Linked DNA regions of Homo sapiens: all the other regions are linked to region 1. The links are chromatin loops, found by intact Hi-C in ENCODE. Cell type or tissue: PC-9. All regions are shown on one strand.

Region 1 (8,000 bases):
TTCTGCAGCTCCCAAGCTAGGCCCCTAACTTGTCCAACTTAACATTTACTAAAACTAAAAGCCAGTACCAGTATATCCTAAAAATAAACTCGAACCGATCATGTTCTTTCATGAGTCAGATGAACAACAAAGATGTAAAAAAGCAAACGTTCCTTTTTCTTTTGAAAGGTATGAACTTTCTCTTACATAAGGACATATGATATGTAAATTAAAGCATGGCCTAGCTCCCAAATCCTGCTGCTTTCCTGAAGTGGTTACTAGATAGGTGCTGGTCTTAGAATACAAACAAAACCTTTCACTTTTGACTTAGAGAATTCGAATTCAAGTTTTCAAAGGGAAAGGGTAGTGGCCCCCAGGGACCACTGTGTTTCTAAAGAATAAGAACCTCTTGATTAAAAGATCAGATTTGTAAAACAAAACCAAGACCTCATGCAGCTTCTGACAACTGTCTCTTCCCAGTTCTATGAAAGGGAAAGCCCTGGCCTCTGATCTCTGCTGTGTTCTGCGGTAGAAAGGGAGGGACTATAGTAAGTCATCTAGTGGTCCCCTCTCTCTGTTCTCTTTCTCTTCCCTGCATCAAACATCACCCCTTTTAAAAGTTAATTCCATCCCTTTAGTAGAGGGCAAGACCTAAATTTTGTGCCATTATGAACCCCTGAGGAGTCAGAGGGGTGAGGCTTTTTGATGAAATAATGTGGATCATGAGTAAAGCACAGCATTAGAAATTAGAAAGCTGCATTCAAACCTAAGCTCAGACTTGGGTCACATACTTACCTCATTTCTGTCAATGCACTTGGTTAACTATCAGGCAGCAAGTTAAATTTTTTAAAAAGTTGTAAAACAGATGGGACATGCATATTTAGATCAGTGCCAAATATTAATAATTTACTTAATGAAGTATCAAAGGTAAGTGCACAGTTGGAACAAGAGCATATATCTCAGCTCTTGTATGGAATTTCTAGACAATTGGTAAATTTAAATGTCCACAAATGATCAGTTTCAGTTTTTTCCTCTTTTCCAGGGATTGCTCTGATTTTGCCTGCTGGAGTTGCCTTTACCAACCCAGAATATTTGGTCGTATGTAAAGCCAAGCCCTCCAGTTGAGGTGCAAAAGAAAGTAAGCTTGAGATCTTAACTGAGCAGCACCAGAGTGGGGTATGTTAAACCCCCACTCCCAATAAAACAATCGAAGTGGAATTCCTCTGCCTGCTATTTATTAACCCAGAAAAGTGCACATATTTTCTTTAAAAAGAAGACTTAAGTTTCTATTATTTCATTACTCTTCTACTTCAATTTTTTTTTTTTTTTTTTTTTGAGACGGAGACGGAGTTTCACTCTTGTTGTCCAGGCTGCAGTGCAATGGCACGATCTTGGCTCCCTGCAACCTCCGCCTCCCAGGTTCAAGTGATTCTCCTGCCCCAGTCTCCTGAGTAGCTGGGATTACAGGCGTGTGCCACCACGCCCGGCTAATTTTGTATCTTTGGTAGAGACGGGGTTTCTCCATGTTGGTCAGGCTGGTCTCAAACTCCCGACCTCAAGTGATCCGCCCGCCTCGGCCTCCCAAAGTGCTGGGATTACAGGCATGAGCCACCGCGCCCGGCCACTTTAGTTGTTTAAGGAACAAATGCTTTATATCCTTATAAAAAACTTACAAGGATACTTGCATTTGTGATAGTGGAAACAAATGAGTCTCAATTACAAAGAAGAGAACTGGGTCTGCAGCCGTGGCGCAGCAGAGAAACCCAAGTGAGACCAGGTCAGGAATGTGAGTGTGATCTGTGGAAGAACTCAGTCATAACACAATGTTCGGTTTCTCTGTCTCAACATTTTTGTTTTCCCAAATCTGGCAGATGTGGTACATTTAATTTTATAAATGGGAAAAGATGCTTAACAAAGTGGAAAAGATTTTGCCTAGGTAATTAGAGGAGAACCTAGTGTCAGAACCTGGGCTGCTCTAGACTTAATGACCAATGCAGAAGGTGACCAGCATGGAGGCGGCTCACAGGGGCACTGCAAAGCACCACCCTGTCTCTCTTCAGAGATGTGTGGCACCAAGCCAGGCACGGCACACATCTGTAGTCCCAGCTACTCACTCGGCTGAGGTGGGAGGATCACTTGAACACACGAGTTCAAGACCAGCCTGGGCGACACAGCAAAACCCCATCTCTTAAAAAAATTATTATTTTTTGTCTTTTTTTTGAGACAGAGTCTCGCTCTGTTGCCCAGGCTGGAGTGCAGTGGCATGATCAGAGCTCACTACAATCTCGGACTTCTGGGCTCAAGGGATCTTTCTACCTCAGCCTTAAAAAAAAGTTTCTTAAAAGGTGCCACACCAAAGCATATTATTTTCATTAGGAGTAAAAAAAAAAAAAAAACCCCAAATGCTAAAAGTTATTACTATTTAATATGCACTACCTTATGCAAACTTAGACATGTTTGCAAGCATTATATAGGGTTATTCAGGAAACCAAAAAACTAGTACATGTTGTTAAATGGTCTATAAGGTACTGAAGTAGCTAACTGTCAAATCTGTTGCCTGTTGCTCTCAGAGGATTTGAGCCAGTTTCCAAAACACTGCTTTGTTGCACATAGTAATGCAGAATACTAATGCTGGAAGTACATGCTCATGAGAGCTTCAAAGCTAGGAACTCACACATATTTCACATGCTATAAATACCTGCCACACAATCCTTTTATAAAGTAGAATCAAGTTGCAAAAACTCTAGCTATTTTCTCTTCATTCAAGGGCAAAAAGGCTTGACTTCACAGATGTTTTAGTTACAAATCCCACTTGTCCAGAAAGAGTAAAAGGGTCTAATTTGTTAATACTAGGCACCTTCTTATATTTATTACTCCCCCATTTACGTAATCCACACTCCAGAAGGATCAGACCTACCACACAGTGGGGTGTCAACAATTACTCCTTACATCATGGATCTGAGACACTGGAACTGGACTGTGGGAAAACAGTTGAGACCACATTAATTTTTCATAAATATTAATGTGGAATTACTATGGCTTGGAAAACATTGTTTTTCTCATCTAAAAAGGATATGAGGAAATATTTCCTACCAAGGTTCATAATATTTCTCCTTAGGAAATCTTGGCCTCAAACTAGCATTATTTACATACACGTCTGCTACATTTTTTTTTTTTTTTTGAGACGGAGTCTCGCTCTGTCGCCCAGGCTGGAGTACAGTGGCACAATCTTGGCTCACTGCAAGCTCTGCCTCCCGGGTTCACGCCATTCTCCTGGCTCAGCCTCCCGAGTAGCGGGGACCACAGGCACCTGCCACCACGCCCGGCTAATTTTTTGTATTTTTAGTAGAGACGGGGTTTCACCATGTTAGTCAGGATGGTCTCGATCTCCTGACCTTGTGATCCGCCTGCCTCGGCCTCCCAAAGTGCTGGGATGACAGGCGTGAGCCACCGCGCCCGGCCACACATCTGCTACCTTTTTCTAGCCCAAGGCAAGGCTTTCTGAGACGTAGTCACTAAACAGGGAGGAGCCAAAAAAATTAGTCCTGCTATTTCTGAGAATCTCTAGAACAATCACTGAGGCTAAAATTGGACACATGAGTAAAGTAAGGGAGAAATTGTAACAGTTAAGCCCGCAAACGCCCCTCAAATAAATGCTTCATGTTCTCAGATGGAAGACAAGCATTTCTGCTTTCAGTAATTTAAACCTTAACTTCATTGCCCAAAACTCCACTGCTGTGAACAACAACAACGACAAGATGGCCAGTACGTGTGTCTTAAGCAAACAACACGAAAATGACAAGATGAAAGTGACAATTTCTACCTTTCCTAATTTACTTCAGATGCACAGAATTTAGCCAGTTTTCAGGAATCTGTAAAAGCAGGATGGTTAAGTTCTGTGGCCCCCTGAACTTCATCCAGCTGACAGCTGACGGTTGTACGAAGCAGAAAAGGTCTTCAAGTTTCCAGAGCCTGGAGTAGATGGAGGATTGGCTCTTCCAGCCCTAGCTGATGTCTGTGCACTTGAGACAGATGCCCTGCCATTGTGCTCAGGGTCAGATGTCAACAATCAGAACAGCATGACCCCCAGGAAGGCAGCTGGCCTCTCTCTTCCCTACACAGAAGGGTCTAATTTTCAATGGAATCACAAGGGGAACTGCAGAAACTCATTAACGTAGGACACAGGATTTAGCAGCAAACAGCTTCATCCCTGCTTTATTGATTTTTAGAGTTGGGGTCTCGCTCTGTCACCCAGGCTGAAGTGCAGCGGTGTGATCATATCTCACTGCAGCCTCGACTTCCTGAGCTCAAGCAATCCTCCCACCTCAGCCTCCCGAGTAGCTGGGACCACAGGCATGTGCCACCATGCCCATTATTACTATTATTATTTTTTTTTTGTAGAGACAGGGTCTCGCTATGCTGCCTAGGCTGGTCTCCAACTCCTGGGCTCAAGTGATCCTCCCATCTCGGCCTCCCAAAGTGCTGAGATTGCAGGAGCCTACAACTGCTTTCTTTAGAAATAAAAATGTGCATATGTGGGTTAAGAGGTAAAAGTCAAGCACTACACATTATTGAAAGGTAGGGCTGGAAAACTGTTATTGTCTCCTTCTGGACTGTTGCTTCAGCCTCCCCAGCCCTTTAAAAAAACAACAAAAAACCCTCTTACACACAATTTACCTTCCCCATTGTGAAGCAGCTGTGAATCATATCCACACCTGTCCTGGAGTTATTAAAACTAGGAGTCCGACCTTGTGTTTTTCTTTACCCCAAGTTTATGAACATGATTTTAGGGTCCAATATAAGGTAGTACAATAAAGTATGGTTAATGCAAAACTAAATGTCCTCCACTGTGGAAGACAGAAAGTGGAGAAATCCACGAAGTCTGCACGTCCCATGTCTTGGTCTTGTCAGTAGGTGGCAGCATTGTCTGTGAGTTGGAAGCTATTTCCCAAGGGGAACCACAACCTCCTCCCATCTAACAAATCCCCTCTGGTCCTTTCTCTTTCACCCGCACCCGCAAAGTATTTCCTCCAGGCGTAAGAGTTGACAAATGAGGAATTTCACTTCCTGGAAAAGATGAAATTGAATTTTAAAATATCAGTGAGGTTACTCCCCAGAGCCAGGTGTTATTTTGCAGCTCTCTGCTTTTGGAGCTAAGAGAATCAAACATTAACTTCTAATGCTTTTTTTTTTTTCTCTTTAAACTTCTAATTCTTCTTAAAGGGCACTTCATACAAATCCTTCTTAGATTGCCATATCTGGGGAGTTTGGGAGGAAGAAAATGGGAAAAATTTTAGTCATACATGGAGGTATCAATTTAAACAGCAAGAAAAAGAGCTAGTTTTTTTTATTACAAAAGAAAAATCAGAAGTGTATCTGTGAGGACAAATTCTAGAGAGCCTTTCAGGAAAAAACATTTTAAAATTTTAGGAGTATCTTTTTTTTAATTTTTTTTAATTTTTATTAAAAGGAGTATCTTTATTGCCCAGATGAAGACATCTTCATAAAATATAAGAGAGTCTATGAAGATGAAAATAATAACAGCCCTGACGAAGAAGTAAAGTTGCTTGTGTGACCTAAATTCCTCCTACAGAAAACTGACATTAGGACAAGGTAGCAGAACTTACAAAAATAACTTCTGAGCCAATGTAGCCAGATTCCGTAGAATGGCACAAGAAGAGACAGGCTGAGGGCAGGAGAGGCCTTCGGGTCTTGCCCTCCTGGTACTCAACAGCCTGGCCTCGGGGAATCAAACTGTGAGTGGGAAGGGCAGGTGTAGAAGTGGGAAAAAAGGTGGAGGCAGTTATCCCCTGCAGATGCTTCTACCAAGCTGTATTGGCTAGAGGAGCCACAGCTTATAAGCTCTGTAATATAGACGTCATTTTTGGTTAGAGAATAAATAAAAAAGGAAAAGTTTCAGGGACTTGGGGCCTGTGCATAAGGCAAATTACATTCATTCCTGGCACCATCCGTGAAGGTCTTATGAAAGCAGAACATCTCCCTGCGCAACTTTTGGAAAGTAATAGCTGAAATATGCCATTCTTAGTGACTACACTGAAAGAATACAGATTCAGGGAAGGCACCCCAAACAGAGAATACAGGTTGTAAAGGAAAGAAAAGCAAACACGTATCACCCTGCACAAAGCCAAGAAGAAGAAAACGGGGCTGGCTGAGGAGCCAGAATGAGAACTGAGTGAGGGGAATGTGTGAACGCTGAGGACCAGCAGTTCCTAAAGCTGCTCCTCGGAAGAACTGGGAGGGCTGCTCCTTGATTCATAGCCTCCAAGAACAGCTTTCCTGGACTCCGTTTTCTTTCTCTTTCTTTTCTTTTCTTTTTCTTTCTTTCTTTCTCTTTTTCTTTCTTCTTTCTCTTTCTTTCTTCCTTTTCTTCCTTTCTTTTCTTTCTTTTCCTTCTTTCCTTTCCTTCCTTCCTTCCTTCCTTCCTTCCTTTTCTTTCGACAGAGTCACTCTGTTGCTCAGGCTGGAATGCAGTGGTGCAATCTCAGCTCACTGCAACTTCTGCTCCCCGGGTTCAAGCAATGCTCCTGCCTCAGCCTCCTGAGTAGTTGGGACTACAGGCACGTGCCACCATGCCTGGCTAATTTTTGTATTTTTTAGTAGAGACAGGGTTTTGCCATGTTGGCCAGGCAGGTCTTGAACTCCTGACCTCAGGTGATCTACCCGCCTCAGCCTCCCAAAGTGCTGGGATTACACACGTGAGTCACCAGGCCCGGCCCTGGGCTTCATTTTCAAGAAGGTAGGCCCTCTTTCTGTAACCACAGAAACAACCTTTGAATTTGACTCTAGACAAATCTCTTGCGAATGTGGCCACTGGGCTGGCGTGAGGATGTTGGTGTGACTGAGACCTCTGAGGTGGCAGCACTGCAAGCCTGAAAATGTCCTACGGGAGGCATGTGGCTGTCACTCTAGTTCTGTGCTCACAGCCGTCAGGACCAACGTTGTTTTCATCCACACCCCATTTCTGCCGGGAAGCTAGAGCAACAGTGTACAGAGGACACATAGGAAAAAGCATTTCCGGGACAGGCCGGCTCCGACATTCCTCACATGGGCCCTTCAGGCAGCAATTACTCTATTGGCTTCAACATTCTCCATCCAAACCACGTGACTCCAGTTTCTGTGCTCCGTTTTGCAGAGGAAGGTATAGCTGAGGGCTCCAGTAATCCCAAGATGATGCACGTTTCTCTTGTAGGGGACCTTCCCCAAACCCTCTCCCCAGGAGGTTCCCGTGGCTCAGTCTGCAAATCCACACAGCCCGGACACTGATTTGCAGGCTGACAGCCACTGCTGCTGCTTTCCTAACCTTCCTCTGTACTCTTTTAGCTGCTACCAGCACACCCACCCCCCACCCTAAAGGTGTCCATTCGCCCATTAAAGGACTCCAGCATGGCCATTTCCCAGTTTCTGAATTTCCTGTCGCCGTCTATGAAGACTGTCGAGAGGGGTCGAGTGTTGTGGGTGGGGGATTCCAGGCGACGTGGCCACACATAACAGCAATGAGGCCAGTCCCACGGCCGTCTACACACTGAAGCAGGTATCAACAACACCTTGCAGTCCTTCCTGATTTGGGCTGCCTTCCGCTTGATACTTCAGAGATAAAGCCTCCCTGTGCCATTGTTCAAGCCTGTTAGTTCCCACTCCTGTATTCATTCCTACCTCTGCACCTGCCAGGAACTTGCAGAGAAACTAAGGAACTTGTGTGCAAGTGGCTGCAAACACCTTCCCGCTCCTCCACTGGGGCCAGAAGCAAGCCCGCTAATGCTAATCTGCCCCCTCACTTGCAGCTCAACAGCTTTTCTCCTCTAAGCCCCTGATAATGGTTTTACTAAAATCCCCTTTTGATGGGAAAAAATCCCAGCTGGACATTTCAGGCCCCAGCACAATACACAAGTCTGCAGGTCCCTTTCCCCACCTCACAAAGGCCTCTAATCAAGTGGAAAATGTGCTGGAGGCCAGAGGTTTGGGTCCGCAATTATTTTTTAAGGGATTACTAGAGAAGAATA
Region 2 (8,000 bases), 85 kb after region 1:
TGGGCGTGGGGGCAGGTGCCTGAGGTGGCAGGGCACTTGCGGGGAGTCGTGGAGCCCAGTCGGGGTGTAGGTGGAGCGGGCTGTTTGCAGTGTGAAAGCTTCTCTGGCTGGTCTGCCACGCTGGGTCCTGTCCTGAGCCCCGTGCTCACTGTGGAGTCGTGTCTTCATTCTGATTCCTGCCCTGGGTGTGGCGCCCTCACAAGCAGGGCTTTCCCGTGTGTGTCTTGTGGGAGGCTGACATGGTCCCTGCCCCTGCTGGAGCAGCATCTTGTGTTTGGAGGAGGAAGGGTGCCTCTGGGTGGGGGGTAAGGAACGGGTGTCCTTCGTCGGGGGTACCCACTGGGACTTCGCTCTCTTGCTAGTCTAGCAAGTGGGCAATTCTGGCCAGTTCTCAGTCTTGCAGGGGTCGGCCCTCCTCCCCCTGCCTTGCTCTGGGCCCTTTAGGCGTGAAGGAGGCTCCATTTGCTAAGGAAACAGTGTGAGGAGAGCAGAAGCAGGAACAGCTTAGAGGTCTTGCCAGCTCCTGCGCCACCCTGCTCTGGCCACGGGGTGGGTGGCTGTGTCGGGGCTGTGCCTCCCTCTGCCTCTCCTGGCTGGACGCGTGGGCTCACCCCCACCCTGCTGTCTTCCTCCACTCGATTCCTTCTGGATTAGCTCCGTGTAGCATTACCCCAAAGACTCTGTCCAAGTTGGCAAGAATCGCACATTGGGCTGTTTGGCTTTTAATAAAGTTTATGATTTAAATCTTGTGCTCTTAACACCTTCTTTGCAAGCCTCAGAGGGAAACAACAATGTTGAAGTTGTTTACTCATTTCCTTCGTCACGTGGAGACCCTCACACTTGGCCAGGGCCCGTGTGTGTGAACAAAGAGTCAGGTTGTGTGGCTGTACACACACACACACACACACACACGTGCACTCAGAGGAGCGGAGGAATCTTTGGGAAGACTGGCTGTATTTCAGTACCTGGCAAATTTCCAGAACATCAAATGAGCCCTTAAGCAGGAAGACTCCTCTGCAGAACTAACACCTGCAGTAGATTCTGAGCGTTTGCCTCCTCACCAGACTCAGTACTGTTTCCCTGGAAGTAAAGAAGGAGACTTATCAGGCCTCTTGTGTGCCCCTGGGAGGAAATACAAGTTCGAAGCGCACCAGAGGACCTGTGTGGAGATTTCAGCATAGGGGAGCGAGGAGAGGAGAGGAGGCCGTGGTCGGATCCTCACACAGCTGCTTCCCTCCCTCCTGGCTGCTTGCACTGGAGATGCAGTCAGGCCCGGCACCAAGGCAGCTAAGGCTGCGGCAGACCCTGCTGTCCTGGACCCTGGCCTGGAAACAAGGAATTCCGCAGAGGCAGCAAGTGGGATTCCCCTTGACATCAGGTAGCCACCGCGCAGGCTTGCTCTGACCTGTCCCGCCCACAGGGAAAGCTGGGGTCGTAACGGATGTCCAGGCTAATATTTTCAGGCCCGACACATCTCCAATGACGTGGGCTAGAACTGTGCCAGCTGCAGAAAAGAAGGTCCTGGAAGACGAAGCCCTGGGAAGCCTGCAAGTCATCAGATCAGCGCTGATCACTTGGCAAGGTCAGTGTGTGCACAGGCATGCTTGACTGGGTCTGCAGGGGACCCAAAAGCAGGAACAGACACATGCCCTGCCCTCAAGGGGCTTGCAGTCAGTGAGGGGACAGGAGAAGGAAAGCAGGCTCCTGTTTTGGGTGGGAGGCAATGGAGATCTAAGTGCTCTCTCACCGCGGAGGTTGCCTGGGGACTCTTCAAGGGGCTTTTGTGACATTTAGTCCATGTAGGAGAGTTCAGAGATACCGGAGCCAGGGATGGCTTGCATGCTGCGGCTTGAACCCCATGACGTGACATCCTGGCAAAGGATCCAATGTTGGGCTCCAGTCTGCCTGGGTCCCCTTTGTCACAGTGACTGACAGGCAGGGCAGACAAAGCTCTCATTCAAGAGAACATCCCAGCCAGGTGCTGTTGCTCACGCCTGTAATCCCAGCACTTTGGGAGGCCGAAGTGGATGGATCACCTGAAGTCAGGAGCTCGACATCAGCCTGACCAACATGGTGAAACCCCGTCTCTACTAAAAATACAAAAAATTAGCTGGGCGTGGCCGCAGGCACCTGTAATCCCAGCTACTCGGGAGGCTGGAGCAGGAGAATAGCTTGAACCCGGAAGGCGGAGGTTGCAGTGAGCTGAGGTTGTGCCACTGCACTCCAGCCTGGGTGACAGAACGAGACTCCATCTCAAAAAAAAAAAAGATTAAAAATAAATAAAAAATAAAAAAGAAAATAAAAAGAGACCATCCCTGCAGGAGGATGACGCGGCCCCAGATGATGAGGCTGGTGGATTGGCATCTGGGCTTTTTTTCCCTCCTCAAGCAGAAACAATCTGATTGTTGGTATCTGACCTCTTGGGGATGGGGTGGGCACCACAGCCCTGCCCGGAGTGGTCTCTCAGGAGGGCAGGCCCAGAGGCCTCTGTGAGGGCTGGAGGTGGTCTTGGAGCAGGGGTAGCGTGAAGAGGCCGGCAACGCCCTCACGTCTCCAGGAGAGCTCCCATTGCAGGCCTCAGTGCTCCCATCTCTAGCTGGTTTCTACACCCACGGAGGATTTTAGACGCAGGAAATGGCCTTGGAATAGGGTCTGGTCAGAGGGGGATGACCTCTATAAGGGTGATGGTCCTGTTTCCAAGATCCTAGGCTTTAGGACAAACGATATGAGGGTTTCCTCACAGCCCCTGGGAATAATGCCACCGACTTACCGCAGACACCACCCAGCAAGTTTCCAAGCAGGAGCCAGCCGGCCAAGGCCGACCGAACGCAACCATGGGTGCCGGGCCCTGCCGTGTGCACGTCGGGCCTCACGCGGTCCCCTAGTCCCTCGCCCACCTGCCTTCATGTTCAAGGCCCACAATCCAGGCCCCACTTTGCCCTGAAATGGAGAGCTGATTCCTTGCCATTCCGCAGGACAAGCGTCCTGTCTCCTACTGCCCCGTAGGCCCCACAAAGGCTGTGCTCGGGGAGGAGCGGTGAAGCCGGAGGCAGCCTCCCCTGAGAAGGTCAGTCCCCCTGCAGCCAGCCCCATGGGAGTGCCCAGGCGGGACAGTGGGAGGAGGAAGGCCAACTGGCTTCCTGCCTAAAGGGCCAGATGGCTCGTCAAAGCTGCCGAGTCATCCTGACATCAGTACTTAGGATAAAAACCAAGAAGAACTTCGGGATGGAGAAACGTGGCACGCCTCCCGTCACCTGGACCTGCCCTGCTCGTCTAGGGTCACTGCCTGTGTCCTGGGGTTTACTGCTGACCTCAAGGCCCGGGCCTGGCTGCTGCGGGAGGCGTGGTGGTGGCCGGGGCACCGTCGCACGGAAGTCCTTGTTCCTGGGTTGTGTTCCCGGCACGGGAGCACTGCACAAATGCAGAGGGAGGAGTCCAGGCACATCAGCCCATTACATCCTGCACACGGGCCAGGTCCAAGTCAAGATGCAGATTCCCACAACCCTGAAGAATAAAATCATAGTAATAAAAAAGTGTAAGCCCAAGACAAACCAAGCAGGAACCATCTTTCGAGCGTGAATTCTTTCAGATGCCAGAGATGGCTTTTTGTTATGGAAGTTTCTCAGACATTCGATGCACTTTTTTTGCCCACATCTGACTCTCCCTCTTCAGAGCAGCGCGGCTCAAGTTCTTGACTCGCACGAACAAGGCTGAGCCGACCAAGTGCTGTGGAGACCGAGACTGAGGGGCCGGGAAGGTGCCAAGGCGGCCAAGACAGAACTGAGCGTTAACTTGGGAAGGGAAAGATGAATGTCGCACGCTGGGAGCAGCAGGAGGAGTTGGGAAGAAGAGTGCTTCACGGCTGAACCCAGCCGAAGGCACGGATGTCCCAGGTCACCCTGTAAGCCATTGCCTATGGCAGGGGATGGCTTCTTCCCCAGACGACACGGCAAAGGAATGGTCCCTGTGGACAGGGAGGGCTGGAGTGGCACTACCAAGCTGCAAACCTCATTCCTGTCCCATTGAGGGCCTGGAGGAGAGAACATTCATAGGGCTTCATCGCCTCATTCCCAGGAAATCAACTGCCCAGAGCCAAACGGAGCCTGAAATCCTGACGTGACTCACATCCACCGTAATGGTGACCAAGCCACGCATGTTATTTTCTCTTTCCTCTGAAACCCCCAGCCACAGTGTGGCCCTGATGCCTCAACCCCTCTGAGGCTGTCAGGGAGTCTGGGGCCAGAGAAAGGTTTGGCAGCGATGGACCCATTCTGAACCCAGGTCCAGTTAAGTTGCTGTATAACTCAGGGCAACTTAATCTTTCATTTCTAGTTTCTCTGCCAGAAAAGCAGGTGAAGGGAGGCAAAATACAGACCTCATGTTGAGTAACTGAAGATTGAGTGATGCCCTTTCTAAAGGGCCCACCTGCCTGGATGCGGTAAAAACAATGTCCCATGTCAGCTGGTGCTTTGGCTAACACCTATATCCCAGCACTTAGGGAGGCTGAGGAGGGAAGATTGCCTGAGCTCAGGATTCAAGACCAGTCTGGGCAACATAGTGAGACCTCATCTCTACAAGAGTTTAAAAAATTAGTTGGGCATGGTGGCACACACCTGTTATCCCAGCTCCTCAGGAGGCTGAGGCAGGAGGATCACTTGAGCCCAGGAGGTCGAGGCTGCAGTGAGCTATGATTGCAGTGCTACACTCCAGCCTGGGTGACAGAGCCAGATGTGTCTCTCAATGTATCAATAAGAACATCCTCCTTCCCTTAGGAAAGCAGAGTCCCCTCATGTAGCTTCTCTGCACGTGGCCTGGGGAGCCTCCCTCAGGTCACACGCTGGCAGCTCCAGAATGCATGTGCCCAGGGGTGTTTCCTTTGCTTTTTTATATCAGCCCCTGGGGAGGCTTTTCTTCGTCGGTAGCTGGGGAGGGGTCGGGACCACTGGGGCTGTGAGATCGTGTCTCCCAAGCTGGCCTCCTTCCTAGGGCACTGGGGATCCCCTTTCATGCTGCACCTGCGGCCACGGCCGCGCCTCGTCGCTCTGAAGCCAGGCAGTACGCATGTCCTCTGTCCACACTGGCCACTTGCTGTCCCAAGTGCCCTCCTCGTACTTTCCTACCTCCCTGGTCTTGCTCATCTGTCTTTTTGGCTTCCCTTCACCCCCTTTTCCGGCAAAATCCACCTGTTGAAGTTGTGTGACGAGCACTGCCTGCTCTCGTGCCCCACTGCACTTCACTGGGCTTAGCTGTCCCCAGCAGACTGTCCTCCCCGGGAGGTGGCCACAGCAGTGGGCTGAAGAACACACACTCTGGAGACAGAGTCGGGTGTGAATTCCAGTCTCACCACTAACATGCTGTGTGGCGCTGGGAAGGTCGTGCGTCCACTTTGTGCCTCTCCTGTAAAGTGGGATAACAGTACCCACCTTGTAGGACTGCTGTGAAGGTGAACCGACACCAAACCTGTGCAGTGCTCAGAACTGAAGCTGGCAGGTGGTCCACATGTCACTAGCTTTTATTATTTGTAGCCTGGAGTCTAGAACACAGGGAAGTACAAATTCTGAACGGAGCGCTACGGTGGCCCTTTGTGAATGCAGAGTGCTTGGATCTTCGGAGGAAGAGGCCTGTATGGGCAAGTACAGTTGAAGGATGTGAATATTTAACTGATTCAGGAAACATTCAAACACAAGAATAAGGAGAATGGACTTACAAACCCCATGCACGCAGTTCCCCAGCTTCATAATTACCGACCTCTGGCCCATCTTTTGTCTCCACGCCCTTGCTCCTCCCCGACAGACATGCTTGATTATTTTTAAGTGAATCGCAGATGTTAAGAAAGCAATTTATGCTCTGTAAAGAAAATTTCAAAAAGGAAAAAGATTATCCTACGGCACCTTCATTATGACCTAGGCTGGGGACAGGGATGAAGGAGGCATTCTTTCAGAGGTGAAGAAGAGGCTGGGAGGTCAAGCGGCAGCCCAGGGCTGCAGTCTGCGAGTCTGGGCCCTTTCCAGGACACCTGGGAAGGCTCACAAACCTCACACCAGCTTCCCCCCAGCCCCAGAGCCTATTTATTTTTTTTGAGACAGGGTTTCTCTCTGCACCTCTAGGCTGGAGTGCAGTGGTGTGATCACTGCAGCTCACTGCAGCCTCCATCTCCTGGGCTCAAGTCATCCTCTTGCCTCAGCCTCCAAAGCAGCTGGGACTATAGGCACATGCCACCATGCCCTGCTAAATTTTTAATTTATTGTAACGAGAGAGGTCTCACTATGTTGTCCAGGCTGGTCTCGAACTCCTCGCCTCAAGTGATCTTCCCACCTTGGCCTCCCAAAGTGTTGGGATTAAAGGTTTCAGCTACAGCACCCAGTCCCTAAGTAGCTCCTAATCATTTTTGAGCCAGCCTGAGATATTCCACCTCAAAAATAAAGTACTAGTTATCTTCTCTCAGTTCCGAAAAAAAATTAATGGATGGAATTCTTAAAAGTTTTCACATATTTTCTTTAAATCTATTGTCGGTGTCCACTTGCCTGCAACTGGGCACTGGTAGAATGCAGGGTGAATAAATAGTAAAAAAGATGAATGGGAAACCTTGGAAACAGCTGACCAGTGTAATCTGACAGCTTTCTGTGGACACATTTGCTTGTGGTTGTGATTTTATATTGTGCAGAATAATACATGCTCGGCTAGTAAAATTGTTCCTGCTTCATATGATGAAAGTACAAGCAACCTCAGCCCTGCAGCCGTGTCCACAGCGCCCTGTCTCCCGGGCACGTCTCCCCTGGCAGAGCTTCCCAACAGCTGCTGTGGCTGCAGAGAGCGAGGCCAGGGTGGGACCTGGGCACTGGGAGGGCCGACCGGGAAGAACGAGTTTGGACTCTCTTGCTACAATTCCCAAGAGCCAACACCCAGCGTGTGGCAGAATTTACACGGGAGAGGGAAGGAATGCAGCAAGCTGGCTTGATTCCTCTCTCGGGCAGACACAGAAGTGTGGCTAAGCAGAAAAGTAATTCTCATAAAAGAAATCCTCCAGAATAATTTCTTATTGAGCATAAAGCCCAAGACAAATCCCAAAGCTGGAAATGACAGCCGCGTCCAAGCACAGGGTTTCTCGGCTCCTTTTACTCTTGGCACACACACTTTCTGTTGACCCAGCCTGCACGCCCCAGAGTCAGTGCATCAGAACGCGCCCTGCTGAAGCTTGAGTCCCAGTCCTGGGCAAAGCCCTCCCTTGGTGGCCGCCCTTCTGGCTCTTCTACCTTGGTACAACAGCAGCACCATCCCTCAGCGCTGGGCACCTACTCTAAGCTCTGGAACAGTGAGACCTGATACGGATAACCTGGCCCGGGGCTGAGGGTAGAAAGAAGGAAAAAGGGAACCGGGAATTGACTTTAAAAGCTGCAAACCCGGAGATCAGGCGGGAAGGGAAAGGAGGCTCATGCCCGTCAGGGCTGTGATGACTCCCACACCCACCGTAAATCCTGGGACCCCTGGCCCTCGGGCTGCCTGCCATTGGAGTTGGCCTCTTGGGCACTGCAGACCTTGTCCATCTTTTCTAGCATTTGGGGACACACCTTGCCTGGATGATCAGCTGGGTGACACTCAAAGAAGGACACAGCACGGTTTTTAAATAACTTTATAATTTCCTGGTGGATTTAGTTTGTGAATAAAAAAGAAAAAATGAACAAAGTGTTTACAATAATTATCAAGGCAAAGTTGAATATAACACAATTTCTTTGTAATGTCATTATCCTGTCAGTAACACAACTCCAGCAGGAACACACACATACAGCTGAAGGCAGCGGGTGCACGTGCATCCCAGACACCACCATGGAGGCTGCTACTGTTACCAAAAGGAACTCAAGCTACAAGGGGGCAGGTGCTCCTCAGCTCCTCCACTAAAGTGCAACACTTCTCTTCTGACGCATCAGGGAGCAGTCACAGGCCCCACTGGATATCCTGCAATGCCCGGCAGGTGCCTGGGCTAGTCCTGCGATGGGCCAGCA
Region 3 (8,000 bases), 370 kb after region 1:
GAAAGAGAACATAAGAAAAATACATGGTATGTCAGACAGTGATAAGTCCAATGGGAAAAATAAAAGAAGAAAGGAGATAAGGTGTGTAGGAATGGGTGGCGGGATTGGAATTTAAATTAAGTGCTCAGGAAAGGCTCCACTGCAAAGGCAACAGCTAAGCAAAGATGTGAAGGAAGTAAGGGAGTGAGCCTGAGTGTTCCTCACGAAGGAAACAGCAAATGCGAATGGGCACGAGGCCCAGGTGAAGCAGACAGATGCAGCAGGCCACTAATGAGGAAGGCAGGTAATGAGGGCCACCGCCTCCAGCAAGGGTTAGCAAACTTCCCTTGTAAAGGATCAGAGAGCAAATATTTCACATTTTGTGAATCATGTAAAATCTGTCTCATATATTTTTCTTTTTTGTTACCCTTGAAAAATGTAAAACCCATTCTTAGCTTGCAGGTTTTACAAAAATAGGTGCCAGATGAGCTGTAGTTTGCCAATCCCTGCTGAAGAGCTTTGCAGGTCACTGGAAAAGTCTTTTTCATTTGGAAGCAATTACTTGTTATCACAAAGTACAAAAGAATTGCTCAAAAACACAAATAAAAATAACAGTAACCTAATAAACATTCAAGTTTCTCTCAACTGATGTAAAGCCACATATTTGTCCATAATTTAAAACTAGCATGCATTCTCAACTGTCAACTTTTTCAGAAAAGAGCCAGCCCTCGCACATCTATTCAGCAAATATTTACTGAATGCCTGCCAAGAGTTAAATACAGCTAAGGAAGAAAAAAGAATACAATGTCCCCACCCTCAACAAACATATTGAACTTATTTTTAAAAGGGGGAGGCGGGAACATAAACTAACAAAAAAGTATGTCATAGCACAGTGACATGTGCTAAGAAAAAAATTAAAACAAGCAATGTAATGGAGACACTGGATGTGACAAACAGTGTATTTCAGCTACAATGGTCAGGGAAGAGACATATAATGATCTAGGAGAAGAGGCACAGAGAATCATAACTACAAAGGCTTTGAGGATAGAAAATGCTTAGCTTGTTTTAACAACAACAAAAAAGCTGATAGGTGGAGTATATGGAAGGGGAGGTTGTGGTGGGGTTACAGGGGTGGCAAGAAGCCATAGGATACAGAGCCTAAGCTGTGGAAGGAGCTTGGGTTTCACTGTGTATGATGGGAGAACACAGGAAGGTTTTAACCCAAGGGGTGACAATGTCTAAGAGTTCAGTTCAGGCCAGGTGCGGTGGCTCATGCCTGTACTCCCTGCTCTTTGGCAAAACCCTGTCTCTACAAAAAACACAAAAATTAGCCAGGCATGGTTGGTGTGCACCTGTAGTCCCAGCTACTTGGGAGGCTGAGGTGGGAGGATGGCTTGAGCCTGGGAGGCAGAGGTTGCAGTGAGCCGAGATTACGCCAGGCTACTCTAGCCCGGGTAACAGTGAGACCCTGTCTCAAAAAAGAAAAAAAAAAAAAGAGAGTTCAGTCTGATTGCTACAGAGATGGGACTAGTACAGAAGTGATATAGAAGCAGATAGCCATTGGAAAACAGCTGCAGTAATTTGAGCAACGGATAATGGTTCATAGAGAGAATCGAATGGAATCATTGAATTAAAGATACATTTTTGAGGTGTGATCGGGCTTACTAATAGATTTAACGTAGGGAGTAAGAAAAATCAAGGATTGCTTGGTGATTTATTGCCTGCACAATGAGTGAATGGTAGTACCATTTATTGAGGGTGGGAAACTGGGGAAGAAGAGGTTTTGAAAAAGGTGGGCCAGATCAAGAGATCTGTTCTGAGTAAAACTAAATTTGATATTTAACTAAAGACATTGTGTAGGTAATAAGTAGAGTATTCTGGAGCACCTTGTATATTATTAATTTGGTAGCTATTGCTGTGTTTTTGATAATGAATGCCTTAGACTTGAAGAAGTCTGAGGCCAGGCATGGTGGCTCATGCCTGTAATTCCAGCACTTTGGGAGGCCAAGGCGGGTGGATCACCTGAGGTCAGTAGTTCAAGACCAGCCTGGCCAATATGGTGAAATCCTGTCTCCACTAAAAATATAAAAATTAGCCAGGCGTGGTGGTGCATGCCTGTAATCCCAGCTACTCAGGAGGCTGAGGCAGGAGAATTGCTTGAACCTGGGAGGCAGAGGTTGCAGTGAGCTGAGATGGCACCATTACCCTCCAGCCTGGGCGACAGAGTGAGACTCCATCTCAAAAAAAAGAAAAGTCTGAGAATATATATATATATGTGTGTGTGTGTGTGTGTGTGTATATATATATATATGAGAATAGGACTGAGAGTGGAGCCTTTTAGAGGTCTAGAGGAAAGTGGCAGAATCAGAAACACCACAAAAGGAATGACAGGTGAAAGAGGGAGAAAATAAGGAGACACTGGTATCAGAGATACCAGAAGAAAACAGTGTTTCAAGGAAGGAAATGTGTAGAATGATGCTGAAAGGTAAAGTTAAGATGGGGCCATGGAAGTGATTTCTGTATTTGGTAACATGGATATTTATGATAACTTGACAAGAGCAGTTTCGTAAGACTACTAAAAATAGGAGCCTGATTAAACAAACTTGAAGAAAGGTAAGGAAAGGCAGATAGCAACTACAGTCAATTTTTTAAATAAGATTTGCTGAGAAGGGAAGAGAGAAACAGGGTGGCAACTAGAATAAGACATCACATCAAGAGAACGATTTTTTTTAAGACATTAAGTGGAACTCTAAAGGCAGGTTAGTACACTTGTGAACAAGGAGAAAGCAAAAATTTGAAAGGAGGGAGAAGGATAATGAGGGAGAAGCATCTTTAGGTTGGGCAACTGGGATAGGATTAACAGAAAAGGCAGCAGAGGTGAATTCAGGAATAGTGGCACTATTCAGGCAAAGGCTCCAGGTATAGATGCAAGTAGGCTGGTAGATTTGATGAGGAGACAAACTGGGTAGCATCCAATTATTTTAATTTTCTCAAAGAAATATCAAGTGAAGCCAGAAACTTTGAGTGGAGGCGAAGGATTTGCAGATTTGATAAGAGAACAGAATGATACAGTCACCTCTGAGGATGGGAAATCAAATCTAATAGTCCTCTTAATTAGGACTGCCTGCAGAATTAGGAGCAATTTGAGATCTGTGGCCATAAATTCAATGTGAGACCAGTCTGCAAAGCTTTGTGACTCTTCTTGCCCGGTAACATAAAGCTGCTCAGGGCAGAGGCAGTGTAGGAAGACACTTGCTTTAAATCAGGATTGAGGTTTTGCAAGCAAGTGTGACAAAAGAGAAAAGCAAGTAAGTCAAGGGGATTTAGAAGGGAGTAATTATACTGCTGGACCATGAAATCTGACCCGGGTAAGGAAGGAAGTGTGAGGCCATACGAGGTTCAAAACAAACAAAAAAAAGTAGTAGGTTGTTGTTTCAAGGTCCTAATTAGATGCAATAATTGGAGTGGAGACGAGAGTAAGTGAACTGGGAAGACAGGAGGTGTTGGCCAGAGCTGAATTGTATCTTTCAGTGTCACCATTCCAAGGTGGAGAATTCTGACGGGTAACAATCTGTTCCACATTTAGAGGCAGGTTTACTCTACCCAGAACAGCTACACAATGCCCTAAATCAGAGAAATGACACTGTCTAGGAATGGCAGCAGGCTAGAGGAAAAGCAAAGCAGAGAACCCATTCTCACATACCACAGCACAATTTATAGAGCTGTTTTTCCAAAAGAGTCATTGTCCATTTCCCAAACTGTGTAAAGATAAGAATCTAGTACTGCTGGTACAGTCAGAATCAATTTATAAAGTCTGATAAAACAGACCAAGGATATGACACAATGCTATGACTGTACTGTGCCAAGAAATCTGAAGGTGTGGCTGAGAAATAGAAAACCAAAGAAAACCCTGCCTTAAAACGCAGGCTTGGCTTTTTGGATCTATGACAGAATAAATATATTGTCAACTTTTTTCACTGTTTAAAAAAAGGAGGAGAGGGAATACTTTTATGTTGTTCACTTCTGGATTTCTTGCTGATTAATTCATAATGACAGAGGAAAGCACGGAGCACTTTTATGGAGCAAAGCACCCATTTCTGTTAAGCATTATCATAATTTTTATCACTGTATCAAACAAGACATACAACCTTACACTTCTAAGTAAAATGTTCATAGTAAGAGAAATAAGTGTATATAACCTCTTCCTCTACCTCTATTATTTTCTCCCTTAATTGTATTATTATTCTGCAACACTCCCACTTCATTTAATTTTCCTCTCCCTTTCATGTTTCTTGTTTATATGCCTCAGGCCTCACAGGATCAACCAGGGATTCAACCCTTCTTGGTAGAAGTCAGACATATAGTGGTTGCTAGCCCCATGACTCTGGAAAAGTAACGTACTAGTCTGAATAGACAATATGGCCTTTTATTTCCTATTAACTTGTTTCACTCTTCCCAGCTGAAAAGTGTTTTTGTACATATCATTCCATTTACTCCCCCCGCCCCCCACCCCCCATCCCTCCTCCCCGACCCCACCAAGGCTATGTCAATGATGAAAGTTGTGAATGCTACAGTTGAATTACACTGCACCAATAGCATATGAAAATGCATATGCAGGAATAATATGCCATCCGTATTTCTCCACCTGGTGATTTCACAGGGCTCAGCTTAAAAACTAATTTAATTTGGACATTTCACTCTAACATGCATAATACAGAAGTAACAGCTGGAGGCTAACTGTGGGAAATCAAGGCATAAAATCATTAATAAAAGCAGATCTATTAAGTAAATGATAGTAACACCTTTTTCTGTGCAAATAAATATTAGTGATCAGAAAATCTCATATGTAGTTTTCTCAATAAATGTTAGTTAAAATAAAATAAAAATCATTAAATCAAATGGGTAGAATACTATTAATCGCTAAAATATCCCAGTGAGATGGGAGAGAAGAATAAAGTTACGAGTTTCTGATTTCATTATTAAAGGATGCGCCTAGAGGAAAAGAACGGAAAGAAGGAAGGAGAGGGGGAGACCAAAAAAAAGGTAACTTGTAAATCTGAAAATTTGGGGACAATTTATTTTCATACAAAAACATTTACATTCCATTTCCAAATAGTCTTTAACCAATAAGATTCTGGTTTTATGTAAAACATGACTTAATTTACAAAGATTCCATATGCACACAATTGAATTATAAAAGTTGTTTATATTCCCACACTTTTTGCTTTTTTTGGATTCACACTAATTACGTAATAAAATCCATATTCCCTTAATTAGCACTAAAGGTCTTTAACAATAACCTATATTTTTAATATTCCCTCATGCAGTAAGCATGAGGAAAAGATTCTTTTGTTTTTTTGCCTTTTCAGATGTCTTCATGTCCCTGCCCTTTCCCTTACCCTGTCTTTGCCGAGCATAAGAGCATACATGCACTCATTCTGCAAGAAGAAGCTTAAATGGCAGTATCTTGGCAAAGCTTTCCAGCACTCCCCTAAACAGAACTGATTCCTTCATCTCCATGAGCTAAAGGGTCTGTATCTAGATGATAGTATAATATAGTATAATTATAAAAGAAAATATTTTCTAGATCCACTGATAAATTGTAATACTGTAAAAAATGCAAATATTAGATCTAGAGTTCCCAAATTGAATGCAATTCAAACCAAAAGACATAGTGCAAAGTACCAGTATTAATTGAATATGCTGTTAAATTGCTGCTCACAGTGCACTCATGGTACTTATTACTATTGTCCAAGTTGTTTTGTTTTGAGCTGTAAGATGATCCAACTGTCTCAGAAATTTTGTCAAATTACTTTTTAAAAAAAGTTTGCTGCTTATAGTACATTATGACATCATTTGAACTCTGCTTGGATAAAAAGCAACAGTATGGATTAGGCCCACCACTGTTCTTTTCTCATTGGCCCATGACAATTATAACAGTAATACCTGAAGACAATGAGATGATATCCATAAATATAAATGAAACTACATAGGGTATTTCATTGTAAGACAGTCACCCAGGTGATCCAGAATATGTATATAAACTTTTTTATTGTCATTGAAATGAAAATACAAAATCATAAAATTAACATGGTAACTTGTAAATCTCAGAATATGTTCAAGGTCTCCCAAGGGATGTGAGGAGACTCCTAACAGGAATACAAATGGTAGAGTGGTTAAAAGCAAAAGTTTTAAGGGCTAAAGAGCTCTAGGTTAAATGCTGGTTCACTATTCATTATCTATATGATCTTTAGCCTCTCTAAGCTTCAGAGTGTTCTTATCTTTTTTATTTATGACATGGGAATAATGCCCATCTCTTATAGAACTGTGAGAAGTAAATAAAATAATGCATGGAAAATGCTTAGCGTAAGATTTGGCACACTGCAAGAGGTTACTAACATATCCTTTTTCTCCTCACCCCAAACATATGTGTGTGTGTGTGTGTGTGTGTGTGTGTGTGTGTGTATGTATACACACACGCATATTTATGTTTTATATGTTAATATATAAATTTAAATATCTAAATTTGCCCTTTCATTAAGATCCAAACAAACATGGAATATGCTTCTTCTTCACTCTTTGAGGGGAGGCCGGGAGGCGGGGAGTGGAGGGAAGGAGGATACTATTGAAGTTATGTGTTATATGTTTATATCTAACTCTAGCGCTATGCTAAATATAATACCATAATAACCCTTACAAGTACTTATTATATACCAAGGACCTTAATGTTTATCACAGCATATTTATCATCTTATTCAAAATGTTTTATGAGGTTTTATTAACTCCACACTAAAAATGAAAAGAGCAAACCTTCAATAAAATTAAATCATTACCCAAAATCAGTTTTAAACATCCTAGAACTAGTACTCAAACTCAGGTCTGTCTGACTGTAACTACGATACTTTTAACCTCTCTACTATAGAAATTATAAGCAAATACTGTTTACCTGGGAGATCTCTGATACCAAATATGAAATGAAGATGGTGTACATAGTACATAAATCAGAAGGCAGAAACCCACTGCTCTACAGAGTTGTTACCTTACCAGGATTCTATTACCATGGTTAACAGCATGTATTCCTCTGTTCTTAGGAAATTTCATCTTTCAGTGTCTTTTTTCTTTCCAAAAGTGCAGCATATCCAATGATGTAAGTACCCTGGCATTCTCATATGGATTCATTTCCTTTTTTAAAAACTCAACTTTTCCTTATTTTTTTTCTTTTTTTTTGGAGACAGAGTCTCATTCTGTCACCAAGGCTGAGTGCAGTGGCGTGATCTCGGCTCACTGCAACCTCCGCCTCCTGGGTTCAAGTGACTCTTGTGCCTCTGCCTCCCGAGTAGCTGGGATTATAGGCATGCACCACCATGCGTGGCAATTTTTTTTTTTTTTTTTTGAGATGGAGTCTTGCTATGTCGCCTAGGGTGGAGTGCAGTGGCAGTGATCTCGGCTCACTGCAACCTCTGCCTCCTGGGTTCATGAGATTCTCCTGCCTCAGCCTCCCAAGTAGCTAAGACCACAGGTGCCCACCACCACAACCAGGCAGTTTCTGTATTTTTAGTAGAGATGGGGTTTCACCATGTTGGCCCTGCTAGTCTCAAACTCCTAAGCTTGAGTGATCCGCCCACCTCGACCTCCCAAAGTGCTGGCATTACAGGCATGAGCCACCGCACCCGGTCTTAAAACTCAACTCCTCTGAAAGCAAGTTTCGACTCTACAACAGTATTTCTACGCACTCTTCCTTTTCAAAGCTACCACTTTCTTCCCACTTGAAATGATGAGTATGACCAGATGAGTTTAGTTCTTCCACAGAATCTGTCTCTTCACTCACATTAGATGGTGAATGTGAAAGTGCACTTTAAGCTACTAGGTACTAAATAAATGTAAGACACTATGGGGTTTTTCCCTCTTTATGTGAATAGTCAAAATGGAAGCCAAAAGATTTAGGCAGAAAGAGTCAGGAAATAATTTTACATCTAGAAAAAAAATACCGGTAGGTCAGAAAACTAGACTAAATGCTAGGT

Evidence for each region. Peaks named below come from ENCODE experiments on the same cell type or tissue, not always from the same donor. Only the 100,000 strongest peaks of a DNase experiment are listed, where the experiment ranks them.
Region 2: it touches region 1 in a loop (4-fold over the local background); 10 of 110 quality-filtered maps call a loop at or near these places.
Region 3: it touches region 1 in a loop (2.5-fold over the local background); 14 of 110 quality-filtered maps call a loop at or near these places.

The regions. Positions count from the first base shown.
Region 1 is chr12:1,580,558-1,588,557 of GRCh38, reverse strand. All of the region lies in intron 1 of FBXL14 (F-box and leucine rich repeat protein 14), which reads left to right. Among named protein-coding and RNA genes, the nearest start is that of FBXL14, 10 kb to the left of the region's middle. RefSeq lists enhancers at 57-716, 6,840-6,889. In PC-9, CTCF peaks have their summits at 4,690 and 4,893 (motif pointing right); a DNase peak (open chromatin) is centred at 4,947; H3K4me3 peaks cover 363 bases.
Region 2 is chr12:1,495,547-1,503,546 of GRCh38, reverse strand. ERC1 (ELKS/RAB6-interacting/CAST family member 1) reads right to left here. Exons shown (of 19, transcript NM_178040.4): 19 at 7,616-8,000. LINC00942 (long intergenic non-protein coding RNA 942) reads right to left here and starts at 3,056. Exons shown (of 2, transcript NR_028415.1): 1 at 2,771-3,056; 2 at 1-1,080. RefSeq lists a silencer at 601-799 and enhancers at 2,352-3,063, 2,560-3,759. In PC-9, no CTCF peak of the experiment used is centred here; a DNase peak (open chromatin) is centred at 3,176; H3K27ac peaks cover 1,170 bases.
Region 3 is chr12:1,213,110-1,221,109 of GRCh38, reverse strand. All of the region lies in intron 12 of ERC1 (ELKS/RAB6-interacting/CAST family member 1), which reads right to left. Among named protein-coding and RNA genes, the nearest start is that of ERC1, 230 kb to the right of the region's middle. In PC-9, no CTCF peak of the experiment used is centred here; a DNase peak (open chromatin) is centred at 3,769; H3K4me3 peaks cover 1,723 bases; H3K27ac peaks cover 1,866 bases.